5 separate regions of the Homo sapiens genome follow, and all the other regions are linked to region 1. The links are chromatin contacts, found by Hi-C or POLR2A ChIA-PET in ENCODE. All regions are on one chromosome and are shown on one strand. The core of a region is the stretch at or near the end of the contact, and the rest is flanking DNA. Distances in the headings are between cores, read along the strand shown.

Region 1 (3,273 bases), core at 574-3,073:
ATGAGTGGACTGGGTCAAGCCTGACACAAAGTAACATAGAAAGGCGAAGGCAAAAACAAAGGGAAAAAAAACCCCCAAAACTGTACTATATTCCCAAGGGAGGGAGATTTCACAAAATGAGCAGTGGATAAGATTAGTAATATGAACAGCAAGTTGTGCAGCCTCCGGAAAGAATGCGCAAGGGTATCAATCTTCTAAGAGTGAGGTTCCAGGCACCGAATGGACTGGTCTTACAGCCCGGACAAGAAACGGAGACCGCTTGGTTGGGCTCCAAGACGGAGGTGTGCGGTCCTGCCACTGCGAACGGGGCGGGGAAGAGAGGAAATGACGAGCCAAAAGGGGTGGTAACGGCGCCGGGCCGGAGACCCGGGCGGAGCGGGCTGGGAGGAGGGGCGCGGCGGAGCAGGGGGAGTGGGCGAACTAACGGCCCCCTCTCCCCACCAGGGAGACAGCGGGGGCGGGCCCATAGGGCTCCGAGGCGTGGGCGGGCCAGCCCCGTTGCCAGCCGCACACGGGACCCCGCGGCCGCGGCGCGCACCCTCCCCAGGCCTCCCTCCCGACCTAGAGGGGCTGCAGATAAGACAGACCCGGCTCGCTGGGAGCGGGGAGCGGGGGGCGCGGGCCCCGGGGAGGCTTCCTGTCCCAAGGGCCGGAGAGTGGAGAGTGCAAGGGCAGGTTTAAGTTTGCGGCCAGAACGACCAGGAGGAAATCGCCGAGGCCCAGGGCGCGCATGTGTCCCCTAGTGTAGGGCCATTCGTGGCCCCAGGCCTGGGGCCTGAGAACCTGGGCCTGAGTCGGGGAACAGGGACGCATTCCCAACTGGCCCTGGCACCCTGCGAGGGTCGGAGCCCCGAGGTGCCTGCTCCCCGAGGCGCCATCCCCGCGCGGGGCGGCCCCTGCAGGCCTCGGCCGGGAGTGCCCCGAGGCGCTCGCAGGCCCCGGGCCGGGGCCGCTGGCCGCCCGGCTCGGCTAGGCTCAGCTCGACTCCCCGGGCTCGACGGGCGCCTGGGCCTCTCCTGAGTGGTCAGCGAGACCCGCCAATCGGGGCGCTGGGGCCGGCTCTGGGCCGCTGGATATTGGCTCCTCACACTCACCGTGCCTCGCTCCCCCGGTTCGCTGCCCGCGCTGATTGGCTCCAGTACCGGACTCCGAAACCCAATCAGAGGCTCCAGCCGCCGCTGCCGCCGCCACTGCCGCTGCCTAGCAAAATGGCGAACCCGAACAAAGGGGAATCGGGCCTCCCTCCAACCGCCTCCGCGCAGGCGCCTCTGAGGCCACGCCCACTAACTCCAGTTCAGGGATCGCCCCACCCCTTCGGAGGAGCAACGCGCAGGCGTTCCCTGAAGCCACGCCCACCTTCCCGCTTTGACACCACCCCCAGTGAAAGGAATACGCAGGCGCTTTCCAGACGCGCCAGACCCTTCAACTCAAAACGCTGCCTTGAGCTTAGTACTACGCAGGCGCTAACTAGCCCCTTTGCCAGCTGCCCACCCCTTTCCAAGTGGCCACTAGGACACACCCCTGCGGCTAATGCGCAAGCGCCACTTTTCCCGACTCGTGGGGCAGTTTCGTTACGCATGCGCGGGCGGCGGCGGGAAACCACGGAATTTACTGCCGGAAGTTCGGCGGCCTTCGCCAAAGAGTGTGGGCTCGGCTAGCAAGCTAGAGGGGCTCGTTTCCGCCCCGCTACCGGGCGGGGGCGGCCATCTTAGATGCGTGCAATTAAGGGCTTTGGCGGGATTGGCTCCGCGTTTGGGCTGGTCCGCTGCTCCCCACCTACCAGGGTCGGATCCGGAGCCCTTCCCCGCGGGGCGGGGACCTCCAAACAACCGACTCCTTTCCAGGTGAAGGGTGACTTGGGTACGTTGGGGCTTTGAGCGAGCCTCCCCGCACCCTCCCATAGGACCCCAGGACAGACTGCGTCCTCGCTGACCCGCCCTAGGGTAGGAGACAGAGAATGGGAGGCTTCAATAGACTCTTTCCTTCTCCCACGCACCCCCCAAAAAAGTGGGGGGTGAACGTTCCTTGAGAGGCCGCCTTCCTTTCCCCACGCCTGGGGCTCAGCACGCCAGTACCCTGTACACTCTGTGGTTGCGGCTTAACGGGACTGTGGCCAAGTCCCTTCTGTTTTCTTCTAAGCCAGACCCACTGGGGAAATACTTTTGCGTCGTGCAGAGAAAAGGAGACCGTCCTAAATCGGCCTTGCTCCGGAGTGGCCCTGGAGAAAGGAGGAGGCGTGTCTTAGGGATGGGCTTTGCTTCCGCTGACGGAGCGGGGCGCTCCAGGAAAGCACGAAATGAGAGCGGGTCGAGACAGCCTCCGAACCTAAGCGTTCTTCCTCTTTGCCCCAGAAGGGTTTTGTATTACGTCCCAGGGGCCGAACAAACTCACATTCATCGATAAACGTTGGGGAAAAAAGCCTATTAAGTGGTTGTACAGGGCAATCAGAATATTATATACTAAGGCTGCCTAAGCATTTTTACTTCCTTTTCCCTTCTCATAGCTGAAGAAACACTTAAATTCTGGAAATAGCGACTCAGTATCATGGCCAGCAGCCTTAATGAAGATCCAGAAGGAAGCAGAGTGCGTAACAACTATTGACTTATTGGTGAACTGAAATTCGTAATAATGGAGGTCAAAAGCATAAACACTTTTTAATTAAATTAATGATTGCATTATCTTTTTTTCTCTCTAGCTGATTTACTTTAAAAAGGCTCAAAATTCTAGGCAGGGATCATCCATTACTTTCCTTTTACACATGCTGTAATTGGTTTGGCTTTAAATCAGATTGGAGGAAGGGGTGCCGGGAGAGGTAGTCGTGGGGGACACAAAATACAGAAAAATAGCTTAGTATTTTACTGTATCTAATAAAACATTGTCTTTTCCTTTGCACATTTTTTAGATCACTTATGTGAAAGGAGACCTTTTTGCATGCCCGAAAACAGACTCTTTAGCCCACTGTATCAGTGAGGATTGTCGCATGGGCGCTGGGATAGCTGTCCTCTTTAAGAAGAAATTTGGAGGGGTGCAAGAACTTTTAAATCAACGTGAGTTTTGGAAACCACTTACCTGGTTTGCCCTGGCTAGAGCACCTTTTAATCTGTTACACTTTAATAAAATATGCGTGTAAAGAGGGGATTCCTAAGAACCAAATGTTTTTAAGATTTTCCTCCCCAAGAATGGCCTCTAGTTTAGACGTTTACCATATCAAAACCCAACTCCTGTGAAGGTTTTTAATCTCTTCCTCTTGTATCATGAAACTTTCTTGACGAT
Region 2 (3,273 bases), core at 453-2,952, 2.6 Mb before region 1:
TGGAGAGAAGAGTTGCTTAATTTCTTTTTCTTTCTTTTTTTTTTTTTTTTTTTTTTTGAGACGAAGTCTCGTTCTGTCACCCAGGCTGGAGTGCAGTGGCATGATCTCAGTTCACTATAACCTCTACCTCCCGAGTTCAAGCGATTCTCCTGCCTCAGTCTCCCGAGCAGCTGGGACCACAGATGTGCACCATCATGCTGGGCTAATTTTTTTTTTTTTTTTTTAGTTGGAGTCTCGCTCTGTTGCCCAGGCTGGAGTGCAATGGCGTGATCTCGGGTCACTGCAACCTCCGCCTCCCGGGTTCAAGCGATTCTCCTGCCTCAGCCTCGCGAGCAGCCGGGATTACAGGCATGCGCCACCACGCCCAGCTAATTTTTGTATTTTTAGTAGAGACGGGGTTTCGCTGTGTTGGCCAGGCTGGTCTCGAACACCTGACTTCAGGTGATCCGCACACTCCTTGGCCTCCCAAAGTGCTGTGATTTACAGGCGTGAGGCACCGCACCCGGCTGAGTTGTTTAATTTCTTGACCGTGTATGAGCACCTCGCAGTTCGAGAAGAGGGGAGAAGTGGACACACTGTGAGTGGTCTGAGTCATGAGACAGCCATGCGGCTGTGAATTGAGCCCTAGCGTCCTGACTCGCAGCTCAGCAACATAACTGCTTTTCCACCCTGCCTTTCTGTGTTCTGTGCACTGGCTTATGTCGCTGAATGTATGTACTCTGTAGAGTGCAACAGCACTAAAGAGCTGGAGATTGCTTCACAAGAGAGTCAAAAGCCAAAAATCCCCTGTGGCCCTAGGCCAAGTTTCTATTCCCGGCCACTGCCCCGCCCTCGTGGTGGTTGGTGTAACCCGAGCCCTAGCCCCGCCCGAAGTAGGGGCCAGGCCCCTCCTACAGTCTTGGCCGTTTAAAACCAAACTCAGTTCTTCCCGATTGGTTCTGCTTCAAAACAAAGGGGAGGAGGAATACTCGCTTTGGGTATGCTTGCAGCCTTCGGGGAGGAAGCTGGTTTACGGGTTCGGGTCTCGTGTCGGGGCCACCGCGGTGCCTCCGGTTATTAAAACCAGCCCCTGGACGGTGCCAGCCTGGTAATAAAGCAGTGACTACTATGTAAAGGTAGCATAATCATCCCAACAATAACAGCCGTAATTTGGCTAATCACCATCCGCCTCCGCCCTGGCGTTCGCCCTGACTCACCCCAGCGGCACGCGGGCCATAGGGGAAGAAACTGAGGCAGAGGCGGAGCCAGCAGGCTGGCGGCACCAGTAGCCTCAGTTCTGCAGCTCTCGAGGTCCAAAACCTGTTGTCTAGGATCCGCGCTAAAGGGCCAAATCCCGGAGCGCCCACAAAGCTCGATTCTGATGTAAGCTCTTCTACGCTGGTGTCCTCGCGTCCCCACCCCAGGCCTCGAGGCTCTAAATTCCCCCCAAGTCCTAGAAAAAGAACATAGCGCGAGGACTGGAAGTCAGACTACAGCTCCCTTAAGCCTTTGCGCGCCAAGGCGCGCTCCTTCCCCACGCCTCCGACGACTCCCGCGGCCACTTGCGCCGCGATGCCTCCTGGGAGTTGTAGGGCGGCGACGTGTCATTTAAGTGAATTCCCAGGCCTGGGGACTCTATATCCCGTGGTGCCCCGCGGCTGTTTCTGACGCGACCCGGAGGCCAGGGAGGTGGGGGGCGTAGCTTGTGCAGAGCCCCACCCCACTCTGCTCAGGCCGGCCGGACACGGCAGTGGCAGTAAGGGCGGCGGCGACGGCGGCGGCGGTCGGGGGAGGGGCCGGGCGGGGGGCTGGCGGCAGCGGCGGATGGACTCGCGGGTATCGGAGCTGTTCGGCGGCTGCTGCCGGCCCGGAGGGGGCCCGGCCGTGGGCGGAACCCTCAAGGCTAGGGGGGCCGGCAGCAGCAGCGGCTGCGGGGGGCCAAAGGGAAAGAAGAAGAACGGAAGGAACAGAGGGGGCAAAGCCAACAACCCCCCGTATTTGCCCCCCGAGGTGAGCACCTGAGAAGTGGTAGGGCGGGAAGAAGCCACTCTTTCCGGCCCAGGACTCTAGGGAGGCGGGACCCAGATAATTAATCTCCCCTTCCGGTGTCGAGACCCCAGGGAGGAGGGGCACGGGAGGAGAACACCTCTTTCAGGTCCCGGGACCCCAGGGAGGAAGGGCAGAGACTGGACTCTCAGGTGACAGGACCTCAGGGAGGAAGAGTGGAGAGGGAGGACTCCCCCTTCTGATCTAGATTACCCCAGGAGAGAAGTAGAGAAAGGGGATCCCAGGAAGAGCACCCCGACCAACTGCGTGTGCCGCCATAGGGCAAGAGAGACTGCATCCTGGGACGAGAGGCAGACAGTAACCACCACTTCTTCTAAACTTGTTCCACAGGGAGAAGGGGAGTACCCGGGAAAAGAGCAATATGTTCCACACGGACACACACACAGTACTCGGGAAAAGAGCAGTATGTTCACTACACACACACACACACACACACACACACACACACAGCCTAAGCCAGTGGTTATCAAACTTTGGCATGTATCGAATCACCCGGATTGCTGGCCCCCAACGCCTGGCCAATTTTATTTTTTTATTATTTATTTATTTATTTTTTTTGAGACGGAGTCTCTGTTACCCAGGCTGGAGTGCTGTAGGGCTATCTCAGCTCACTGCAACCTCGGCCTCCCGGGTTCTCAAGCGATTCTTCTGCTGCAGCCTCCCGAGTAGCTGGCATTACAGGTGCCCGCCACCACGCCCAGATAATTTTTGTATTTTTAGTAGAGATGGGGTTTCACCATGTTGGCCAGGCTGGTCTCAAACTCCTGACCTCAGGTGATCCACCCGCCTCGGCCTCCCAAAGTGCTGGGATTGCAGGCGTGAGCCTCCGTGCCCAGCCTAGAATTTCTGATTCTTTCTTACTAGTGAGGATGGGCCTGAGAATTTGCATTTCTTATAAGTTCCCGTGTGATACTAATGCTGCTGGTCCCAGGACCTCACTTTGGGAACCATTGGTCTGGGCCCTAGACTGTCATTCTTGTACCACATTTTTTGAAGCCACCCATCCCCAGAAAAATGATTAAAAGGTTTTTATTGATGGGGAAAAAAAATAATCTCCTTAACACACCATGAAGTGGAGATTATGAGTGAAGACCTGTTAGGGCCTGGGAGCCAGACAGCCTTGAAGGGATGGAATGATAGGAAGGGAAGAGGAAAACTAAAATATCCAGAGAGGCGGGTAGAAAAATGCAGACTGGCCAAACAGGCAAATCCCATATCCCTTTGTAC
Region 3 (3,273 bases), core at 436-2,935, 2.4 Mb before region 1:
AGGCGGAGGTTGCAGTGAGCCAAGATCGCGCCACTGCACTCCAGCCTGGGACATAAGAGTGCCTCATGAAAAGCAAAGAAAAAAATCTCCTCCTTTTTTGAACTATTCCCCTGGTTTCTGAGCTCTGAGCTCCACTCTTCTTCCTTCTCTGATGATCGACTTCCACCCATCTCTAAATTTGCCAGGTTCTTGTCTCTCTCCCAGGTCACCTTAACTGTACTAACAGTTTTAGCAACTATCTGTTCTGACAACTCCCAAAATGTTATCTCACTTCTGATCTCATTTCAAGCATGCAGTCTTCTAGCCTGCTAGATTTCTCCACATGCAGAAAACAATGCATCATCATTCCCGTTCCCCAGACCCATTTCTCCTCTCAGTAAATGATACCACAATGCATCAAAGCAGTTCCCAAGCCAAAAAGTCATTTTATGCTACCCCCACAGCCTTTACCAAAGCAATCATAAATTTACCTTCTATTCTACCTTTGCTCTATTTCTACCATCAGTCTTAGTTCATGTCTTCAACCTCAGCTTCCCTTACAACAGATCTGCCTGCTCCATATGATCCTCCTCAAACTCATTCCCTCCCAGCCACCAAGGTTGCAAATCTCATCATGTCTGCTTAAGAACTATTCAATCTCCCTATCATCAACAGTGCCCAAGACACACTTCAACCTTGCCTACCACTCATGCCAGAACTACTTGGACATGCCCGGAGCACACTTCACACAAGCCATAATTTTTTTTCAAGCATTAACCTTTTTCATTGTTCATACTTTATTCCTTGTATCAACAGGTTAAAAAAGTAAAATTTTCCCAAGCACTGATTTACAGATCATGTTTATAAGCTGCACGCAAAGGTCAGTTGCCTAAACGGTAACATTCAGTAATCTATTTAAATGCAATTTTAACCCTTATTTTAAGCTAAGTGAAACAATACAAAAGACTAAATACACACAAAACCTGTATATCCTGAACTTCACTGACTTGAAACAAACCCTTCATAATTTAACTCCTGTTCTTTTTTACTTACCATTCAAGGCTCAATTGAGATGTACCCTCCTCTTGAAATGTTAAGTACCTCTCCGCCCCTCTTCCTGGTCTCAGCGTAATGCTCCCCACCCCAACCCTGCCGTCTTCATCGCTATCAACCACCTTCACCATATTACACTAGATTCACTGTTTATACACACCATTCCTCAACAAGACTGAACATCTTTGCAGAACTGGGTAGAAACCGTGTCTAATTTGGCCTGTAAACGGAGCGTCTAGCACATTGCTCAACAAACTTACAAACGGAGCGACCCCCAAGAGCAGCTTCTGAGACAGACACAGGCTGCTCAGACCACAAGGTCTGGCCTTCATAACCCTCCCCAGACAACTCCGGCCCCACTTACCTTCTCGAAGCGGTCCTGGTCCCAGGCATCATCATAACCGGAATAGTTACCGGGAAAGTCAGTAGTATGGACCTAGAGCAAAGGGACGAATTTGTCCACGAAGGGACAGTGAGCCCACAGCTATCCCCACGCCAATCCCAAGACCCATCCCTGTTCCGCTCTCATTCCTCCCGCCCGAGCTCAAGGCCACAAGGCTTACATTGCGAACCCCAAACTCCCCCAGAACCACGCGGCTCCGCATTTCCTCCACCGCCTGAGAAGCCGCCATCTTCAATCTCTCCACGAGACTAGAGGTTCTATCTCGCGCGTGCGTCCTAGTAGCCCTGCTCCGTCTCCGTGGCAACGCACCGCCTCCTGGAATCTTAAATATCGCGAGATTTTTCCCCGCCCCCGTCCACGTCCCCAGCTTCCGGAAGTTGCTTTTGTCCAAACATCCGGGCTTCTCCTTTTTGTGTTCCGGCCGATCCCACCTCTCCTCGACCCTGGACGTCTACCTTCCGGAGGCCCACATCTTGCCCACTCCGCGCGCGGGGCTAGCGCGGGTTTCAGCGACGGGAGCCCTCAAGGGACATGGCAACTACAGCGGCGCCGGCGGGCGGCGCCCGAAATGGAGCTGGCCCGGAATGGGGAGGGTTCGAAGAAAACATCCAGGTAATGGCCCCAAGGCACCAGCTGCCAGCAGCCGGAGGGCCGGCGATGTCCAGAAGTGTCTTGGGGATTCCCCCTCTGGGCCTGGAAGTCCGCTCCATTTACAAAACTCTCTTCTTTGGGTCTTCGTGCACACTAAAGTCAGTGGGATTAACATTGACCTGAAAGGGCCAGACTACTACTCCAGCCTGAGGATCTCGGGTTTCAGGGCCCGCCCGAGGCATTAGGAAGAAGGTATTCTTGGAACAAGTTAGGAGGTTGGTCGGGGTAAGGCATGGAGTGGGGTTGGGTGGGATTCACTGGCATTCGCTGAAAACATACTATGTGTATAGTTTTGTTTGGGGCTTAGGAAAGAAGGAAATGGGCACTTTTTCAGCCTTTTAGTCTTTGATAGGTAACATAGGAGAAAGACATGAATGGAAGACTAGTAGGTTTCCCAGGCTAGAAAAGATAGCCAAAGCTAGAAACCAGGCGTTCTGAGAGCATATGAGGGGGAATGGAGTGGCATGATCTGTAGTGATTCCAAGCCGTATCCTCAGCAGTGGAAGAACAAAGCCCTAAACCCTGGGATGAGCAGAGGACTTAATGGATGGAACAGAAAAGTCCTGCACTCTAGGAGCCATTGTCTTCACAGGGCGGAGGCTCAGCTGTGATTGACATGGAGAACATGGATGATACCTCAGGCTCTAGCTTCGAGGATATGGGTGAGCTGCATCAGCGCCTGCGCGAGGAAGAAGTAGACGCTGATGCAGCTGATGCAGCTGCTGCTGAAGAGGAGGATGGAGAGTTCCTGGGCATGAAGGGCTTTAAGGGACAGCTGAGCCGGCAGGTGGCAGATCAGGTAAGCAAGATTGAATCCTCTGCAGGTAGAAAAGTAGACCTAGGTATGTCCCGTGTTCTGGAATTGGTGTTGGTGATGTTCGCCCCAGGTTGTCCAGTTAGAACCATGTAGAAATCAAACGGAAAATAGGCAACAGGATCTAGAACCAACAGTACCACAATACCTATGCCCATCTTCCTTACTTCAGATGTGGCAGGCTGGGAAAAGACAAGCCTCCAGGGCCTTCAGCTTGTACGCCAACATCGACATCCTCAGACCCTACTTTGATGTGGAGCCTGCTCAGGTGCGAAGCAGGTGAGGAGCCTTCTCTTGAAGAAGCTTCCCTCCTAACACCTAGACCTTCATGCACACTACAGTCAGATTTCAAGCCCTGGGCTCTGATGGGCTC
Region 4 (3,273 bases), core at 504-3,003, 2.4 Mb after region 1:
AGCCTGGGCGACAGAGGAAGACTCCATCTAAAAAAGAAAATTAATGCAAAAGAAGACAATTTGGGGGTCTTTTCAATAATTCAGTGGTAACACACAGTATATGGAGAGTTTGTGTATTGCTCCAATTCCCGAGTTTAAAAGGTTTAAGGTCTAGTTCCATATAGAAGTCCTGCAGTTCTAATAGACTGTGTTTTGATGAAATATCCTCAGTAAGTTAGTATGAGGTATGCACAACATTTCTGCTGAAATCCTTATCCTGCCTATCATTTTGCAGTGGACATCCATGGTTCAGTTTGCCTGGCAATCCTCCCTTCTCATAAGAACATCATCGCTCTTCTTTTAGGGAACTAACAGATCCTCCCCAAACTCCAATCAGGTGGTCCTAATCCAGGTTGCCAATCGCAGTGCTTCAATCACAGGAGTAAGCACAGGTCCTAGGCCAGGCCAATCACAGCTCCTTCTTGGATTTTCCAATTTGATAAAATCCAGGCTGGCTGGATAAAATCCAGAGGGAGAGTTTACTCCCACTCCTAGTGAGAGAACAGCTGCCAAATTTCTAGTCTTATGGAGCTGGTGTCTGACAAACTGAAGCTGCGATGCAGAAAAAAGCTGAGATGAGAGACGGGGACATCTTGGTGGTGGCCAGGTGGCTAGTGCCATATACATCCCTGCCCAACCTCATTTTGGTTAGGTGAGCACCAGTCATTCCCATTTATTCTTTTAACAACAGGAAGTATTTAATGAGCATCTACTATTATGAGCCAATCATTGAAGACACAGTGATGACTAAGCCTTCCAGTGAACACAAAATATATATTAATGTAAAAAGTACTGCAAGTTATGGACATTTGGAACCTAAGTAGGCAAACCATGACTTAAATCTCATTTAGGCTGGGCACAGTGGCTACACCTGTAATCCCAGCACTTTGGGAGGCTGAGGCGGGAGGGTCACTTCAGCCCAGGAGTTGAGACCAGCCTGGGCAACATGGTGAAACCCCCATCTCAAAAAAATACAAAAATTAACTGGTCTTGGTTTTGCAGCCTGTAGTCTCAGCTAATCGGGAGGCTGAGGCCAGAGGACAGCTAGAGCCCCGGAAGTCGAGGCAGCAGTGACTGCAGTAAGCTGAGAGCACACCACTGCACTCCAGCCTGGGCGACAGAGCGAGACACTGTTAAAAAAATTAAAAAAAAAAAAAAAAGAAAGAAAGAAAGAAAAGAAAAAAGAAAAAGGAAAAGAAAACTTATTTAATTCTCAACAAATCCTGTTAGGAAGCTCAGAGAGGGTCAGTAATTATTGCAAGTTTCTAGCGCTAATATATAGCGGAACCAAGACTTGAACATAGGTTTTCGACTCAACAATTGTTTTAATTACTCTGCGCTGCGTAAACTGAGAAACCTCTGAATCCTTACAATTTTAAAAGAACAACTTACAGTTTTCAGTTTCCATCAGATTCCAATTTTCTACCAAATTGCAGCCCTGAGGTATGAATGGTTACCAAACTTTAGTTAAACAAACAAAATTAGCTCATTAAGTAACAGAGAAACCACTCTGCCCAGCCTGCATTTTTTTTTTTTTTTTTGTATGAGTTTGCCTCCTTTATGCGCAAGGCTCCTTGGGAGTTGTAGTCTGAGGCATAGTCCTGTGGGTGGAGGCGCTGACTCACTGGGACCCAATCAGCAGAGAGTCAACTTGCTCTCCGCGCAGCGATTGGCTGGAAGTCAGCGGTCTCCCGCCCGCGGCGCCATCGCGCCATTCCTAGTTAAGGCGGCACAGGGCCGAGGCGTAGTGTGGGTGACTCCTCCGTTCCTTGGGTCCCGTCGTCTGTGATACTGCAGCGCAGCCATGGCAGAACCGCAGCCCCCGTCCGGCGGCCTCACGGACGAGGCCGCCCTCAGTTGCTGCTCCGACGCGGACCCCAGTACCAAGGTGGGCACAGGACCGAAGGGAACGGCTCCCCCAGCTCCGCTGGGCCGGGACCGGGCCGCATTCTATCCAACCCCATCCCGCCGCCGCTGCAGGTCCGCCGGCCTCGGGCGGACGGGAGTGTGATGGGAAGAGGGATAATGGTGTTTGATGGGGCGATCGTGGGGCCCGCGAAGTGTGGAGGGGATCTGTTGCCTCAGCTAGTTTCAAAGACTGCGACCCTGTTTTGAATTGGCTTGTTTATGTTGCGACGGTGGCTGGAAGCCAGGCCAACCCAGGGTCAGCTTTCCCAAATCAGTCGCCAAGGCCCACGAGAACAGTAGTTTCAGAACTCCCAGAAATAGGTTCAAAGATGCCTGTCCTGTACCAGTCCTGCCCAGCCTCGTTTTTCCTTACCACCCTGACTGCAGTCTTAACTCCTGCAAACTAATTTGATCGCTCTAAGTTTAACCGCGCCCAGAATTTCACTTTTGCTTGCTTGGCCTTTGCTGTGGGTCACAACAGCCCTTCTTGCCTTCCTCATCTTCGTGGGGCCCAGGAGAGATTACAGAATCATAGAGTTTGGATCTGAAAGGAATCTTAGAAATTCCTTCTCTTACCCTCTCGTTTTACAGTAATGACCCAGTAAGAGAAATGACCTGTTGCATACAAAGGCTTTCACTTACCGAACATGTCTTTACTGGGTAAGAATCAGTGTAACTCACTCAGGTGTGGTGTTTCGGTTGCCTTGTTAAGATCAGACACAGTTGGCGGGCGCGGTGGCTCACGCCTGTAATCCCAGCACTTTGGGAGGCCAAGGCGGGCGGATCACGAGGTCAAGAGGTAGAGACCATCCTAACACGGTGAAACCCCGTCTCTACTAAAAATACAAAAAAATGAGCTGGGCGTGGTGGCGGGTGCCTGTAGTCCCAGCTACTCGGGAGGCTGAGGCAGGAGAATGGCATGAACCCGGGAGGCGGAGCTTGCAGTGAGCTGAGATCGTGCCACTGCACTCCAGCCTGGGCGACAGAGTGAGACTCTGTCTAAAAAAAAAAAAAAAAAAAAATTCAGGCACAGTAACCGCTGTTTATTCCAGTGAAGTCATCAGTGTCTGTAAACACCTTTGTATTTATTTATTTGACTACATCATTTGTAAATTCCTTGAAGATTGAATATGTGCTTCGTGCAGACCTTTAAAAGGGGTAGATAAGTGGTCCATGACTCTGGTCCCTGCTTGTTCTTTACCTTCAGGGCAAAGAGTCAGACACATCTCATTGCTAAAACTTTTGACTAGCACCTGGTACTTGGCTTAGGAAAAATGTTAGTCATTGCAAAATTAAGGGGGAAGGTAAAAAAATTCCGTCATGCCC
Region 5 (3,273 bases), core at 543-3,042, 2.3 Mb before region 1:
TGAAGTATTTTTCTTTGGCTTAATAGCAGAAAACAACAGATATAACACACATCAATCTACACTGTCTCATGGTTACATGAACTTTCTGACTCTGCTACAAGTTAGCACATAGGGATCCTGACCCATCTTACCATCTCACAAGATATGCTGGCCCACTGAACTCATGACATCAAACTAATAGGGCATATGGAGTAAAAAATAGCAAGTATCTTACACGCTTTAGGAAATATATGTATACCGGAAGGTAGGGAGGTTCAAGTACAAAGGCTTTTCACTTCACTGATATTTCTTGATGTTTAGTGATCTTGCATACAGGTGCTCCCTTCAAAATGAAGGACAAGTTGCTTTACTTGTGCTACCTACCCCTAAACCAAAAGAGTCACATCACTTAGGTGAATTTAGAGACAACATTGATCATATTTGGGTTACTGCTCTGACCTCCTTATCTGGTCACTTGAAATGAAGCCATACTTGAGTGAGATTCAGAGGAAGAAAAGGTTCTCCAGCTGGTCCAGTCTGCAGTGCAACTTAGTCCTTGCGATCCTTATAATGTTCAAAGTGTTTGTGGCAGACTGAGGTACTTTATCATCTATGGCATGTCCTGATAGAATAATCATAGCAGAGGCCCTCTGAGCATGCCTTTTGGCAGGTAAATATTCTCTCTTTGAGAATCAGCTCTCAGCTTGCTGCTGGGCCACGGACACAGCATGATCATGGAACCCAGCATGATCACAGCATAATCATGAACTGGCTATCATCTGGTCTTCCTAGGTATAAAGCTGGTTCATACCTAGGACATGGATCCATTATCAAGTAGAAATGACATACACAAAATGAGGCCACAGCAGATCCTGAAAACACAAATGGCTCCTAGCACCCACACCACTACTTCTGCTGCATTGCTATTTCATCTACCACTATAACCAATGAAATGGGCCTTGTTACCAGACTGCAGTGGAATAAAGTCATGATTAGTTTGTAGCTGTCTTCACCTAATGTGCTGGCATTAGAAAGAAATGGGCTGCTGTGATACTGTGGCCCCCAATCAAGGGTGACCCTGAAGGACACTGAGGATAGTCAGGACTTCAAGAAATACAACTACCTGACCAGTTTTCCCAGAAGGAGAAACAGGTTAAGAGTCTACACTGATTTGGCCGGGCCCGGTGGCTCATGCCTGTAATCCCAGCACTTTGGGAGGCCGAGGCAGGTGGATCACGAGGTCAGGAGATCGAGATCATCCTGCCTAGCATGGTGAAACCCCGTCTCTACTAAAAAATACAAAAAAAACCCCAAAAAAATTAGCCAGGCATGGCGGCACGCACCTGTAGTTCCAGCTGCGTGAACCTGGGAGGCAGAGCTTGCAGGGAGCTGAGATCGCGCCACTGCACTCCGGCCTGGGTGACAGAGCGAGACTCCATCTCAAAAAAAAAAAAAAAAAAAAAGAGTCTGAGGTTAATGGTTTGGCTAGATGATTAGGGAGTTAGAAGTGATATTAAAATGAAGTTGGAGAAGTATAATGTGGAAGAACTTCTTAAAATGGTTCCCAAATGTGACAGTATCTGTCATGATTCAGTTGCAGACCACAGATACCACTCTACTTAATTTAAGGGAGAAGGGCGTTATTACCAGGGATCACGTGTGGCTTACACAATATTTGTAAGGGGTAGGGGAAGAAGCTTTAGGTGGAGCTTGTAAGAGCACTCCCCACACCCAGAATCTCACTGATTCTGCTATGCTTGGGTAAGCTATGGCTTCCACTGCAGGAAACCAGCAAATCAGCACGTCGGTAACCACAGAACCACACTTCCTCTGTCATGATTCACAGCAGCAAAGTGAATACTTCATATCCTGCCTCTTTCTCCACATCACTCAGTTAACTGGGTTTCACATTCAAGTCTCATGGGAATATACCTGATTGGCAAAAATCTCAATTACACCTGAAACCATAACTGTAATAGGATCTGAGAAATACAGCTTTTATCTTTCTAGACTCTCAGTATAGAAAGGTACGAAGGAGTTTAGAATGTATGTTGAGAAAACCAGTCTAAGGAGTTTAGAACGTATGTTGAGAAAACCAATCTACTATAATGAGAACATTTGTGCCTCGTGAGTAGAAGAGGGTTATCAACAATCAGGTAGAGAAGATGAACTGCTCTATGGATGGTATCCACCCTTTCCCCTAGTTACACCAGAGTGTGCTGTATGAGCTTGTGAACAAAGTGACCATGGGACCACTGATGGAGGCAATGCATGTTGAGTGTAAAGGCTCAATCACGTGGACGTTCTCACACTAAGATTGACCTGCTACTGCCAGTTTGGACCTCTTCCTTCATGGACAGGGCAGTAATTTATCTTCATTGTAGAAGAAACTTACTTTAAATTTCTATATATTTTTCCTACTCACTGTATTTTTGCCAGCACCATCCAGAAACTTACTGAATGACTCATAAGGCATTCAACATGACATCCCACACAATGATGCTTTTGGCCAAGGGAGTACTTTTACGGTGGAAGAAGTAAGACAGCTGGGATACACAATTCAACTCTTCTGGGATTCCTTATTTAGTTTTATTGTATATTCCAGCTAGTCTTATAGAATAGGCTTACTGAGGTCTTAGTTTTTATTTTGCCAACTGGAGACAACATCTCATAAGATCATAGCGGTATCAGCCGGGTACGGTGGCTCACGCCTGTAATCCCAGCACTTTGGGAGGCCAAGGCGGGTGGATCACTTGAGGTCAGGAGTTCGAGACCAGCCTGACCAACATGGTGAAACCCCATCTCTACTAAAAACACAAAATTAGCCAAGCGTGTTTGGCACATGCCCGTAATCCCAGCCACTCGGGAGGCTGAGGCAGAAGAATAGCTTGAACCCAGGAGCTGGAGGTTGCAGTGAGCCGCAATCGCACCATTGTACTCCAGCCTGGGTGACAAGAGCAAAACTCTGTCTCAAAGAAAGAAAGAAAAAAAAAGATTAGAGTGGTATCCTACAGAATGTGACATAAGCTCTGAAATAGTGACCAACGATGTGGAGCATTTCTCTCATAACCAAAAATATACAAGGGTGGGGATGAGATATATAGGTGAGGTGGTACCTATTACAGTTACACTTGTGGCTGGGCGTGGTAGCTCACACCTGTAACCCCGGCACTTTGGGAGGCTGAGGCAAGGGAATCTCTTGGGCCCAGGAGTTCAAGACCAGCCTGGGGAACATGGCAAAATCCAGTCCCAACAAAAAGTACAAAAAATTAGCAGGGTGTGGTGGCATATACC

Evidence for each region. A loop is a pair of places that touch in the nucleus more often than their neighbours do. ChIA-PET counts read pairs that join two places held with the same protein, here RNA polymerase II (POLR2A). Pooled maps may share reads with other maps.
Region 2: a loop to region 1 is called in a pooled map, with 36 times the contacts of the local background. The contact joins the promoter of GTPBP2 here to the promoter of OARD1 in region 1. A Hi-C loop is called at or near these places in 2 of 168 maps with a recorded cell type or tissue (CD8-positive, alpha-beta T cell and naive thymus-derived CD4-positive, alpha-beta T cell), 1 of 37 single-sample maps with no recorded cell type and 12 of 50 pooled maps.
Region 3: a loop to region 1 is called in a map of B cell, with 10 times the contacts of the local background. The contact joins the promoter of POLR1C here to the promoter of OARD1 in region 1. A Hi-C loop is called at or near these places in 1 of 168 maps with a recorded cell type or tissue (B cell) and 10 of 50 pooled maps. POLR2A ChIA-PET finds 5 or more read pairs at or near these places in 1 of 52 experiments (activated T-cell).
Region 4: a map of CD8-positive, alpha-beta T cell shows a loop between it and region 1 (17-fold over the local background). The contact joins the promoter of GLO1 here to the promoter of OARD1 in region 1. A Hi-C loop is called at or near these places in 5 of 168 maps with a recorded cell type or tissue (CD8-positive, alpha-beta T cell, Right ventricle myocardium inferior, ascending aorta and 1 more), 1 of 37 single-sample maps with no recorded cell type and 25 of 50 pooled maps. POLR2A ChIA-PET finds 5 or more read pairs at or near these places in 2 of 52 experiments (OCI-LY7 and endothelial cell of umbilical vein).
Region 5: a loop to region 1 is called in a pooled map, with 25 times the contacts of the local background. The contact joins the enhancer-like site here to the promoter of OARD1 in region 1. A Hi-C loop is called at or near these places in 1 of 37 single-sample maps with no recorded cell type and 8 of 50 pooled maps. POLR2A ChIA-PET finds 5 or more read pairs at or near these places in 1 of 52 experiments (B cell).

What each region holds. Positions count from the first base shown.
Region 1 is chr6:41,070,906-41,074,178 of GRCh38, reverse strand. It overlaps OARD1 (O-acyl-ADP-ribose deacylase 1), which reads left to right and starts at 1,823. Exons shown (of 6, transcript NM_001329686.2): 1 at 1,823-1,943; 2 at 2,504-2,583; 3 at 2,903-3,047. The coding sequence starts at 2,545. NFYA (nuclear transcription factor Y subunit alpha) reads right to left here and starts at 1,205. Exons shown (of 10, transcript NM_002505.5): 1 at 1,095-1,205. RefSeq lists silencers at 315-474, 505-1,134 and enhancers at 1,515-1,564, 1,595-1,804.
Region 2 is chr6:43,627,693-43,630,965 of GRCh38, reverse strand. GTPBP2 (GTP binding protein 2) reads left to right here and starts at 1,702. Exons shown (of 12, transcript NM_019096.5): 1 at 1,702-1,989. The coding sequence starts at 1,804. It also overlaps a transcript of MAD2L1BP not described here. RefSeq lists enhancers at 673-892, 1,513-1,692 and silencers at 1,753-1,892, 1,913-1,992.
Region 3 is chr6:43,515,501-43,518,773 of GRCh38, reverse strand. It overlaps POLR1C (RNA polymerase I and III subunit C), which reads right to left and starts at 1,685. Exons shown (of 9, transcript NM_203290.4): 1 at 1,596-1,685; 2 at 1,397-1,468. The coding sequence starts at 1,664. YIPF3 (Yip1 domain family member 3) reads left to right here and starts at 1,848. Exons shown (of 9, transcript NM_015388.4): 1 at 1,848-2,047; 2 at 2,679-2,885; 3 at 3,073-3,179. The coding sequence starts at 1,967. RefSeq lists an enhancer at 1,559-2,108.
Region 4 is chr6:38,701,625-38,704,897 of GRCh38, reverse strand. It overlaps GLO1 (glyoxalase I), which reads left to right and starts at 1,753. Exons shown (of 6, transcript NM_006708.3): 1 at 1,753-1,927. The coding sequence starts at 1,844. RefSeq lists enhancers at 1,477-1,636, 1,817-1,916, 1,937-1,986, 2,019-2,611.
Region 5 is chr6:43,382,415-43,385,687 of GRCh38, reverse strand. No RefSeq gene overlaps it. Among named protein-coding and RNA genes, the nearest start is that of ZNF318, 14 kb to the right of the region's middle. RefSeq lists an enhancer at 2,010-2,189. Within about 2 kb of position 1,792, at least 9 of the 41 ENCODE cell types and tissues checked have a DNase peak (open chromatin) inside an H3K27ac peak, as active enhancers do; they include B cell, where a contact is called at or near this core.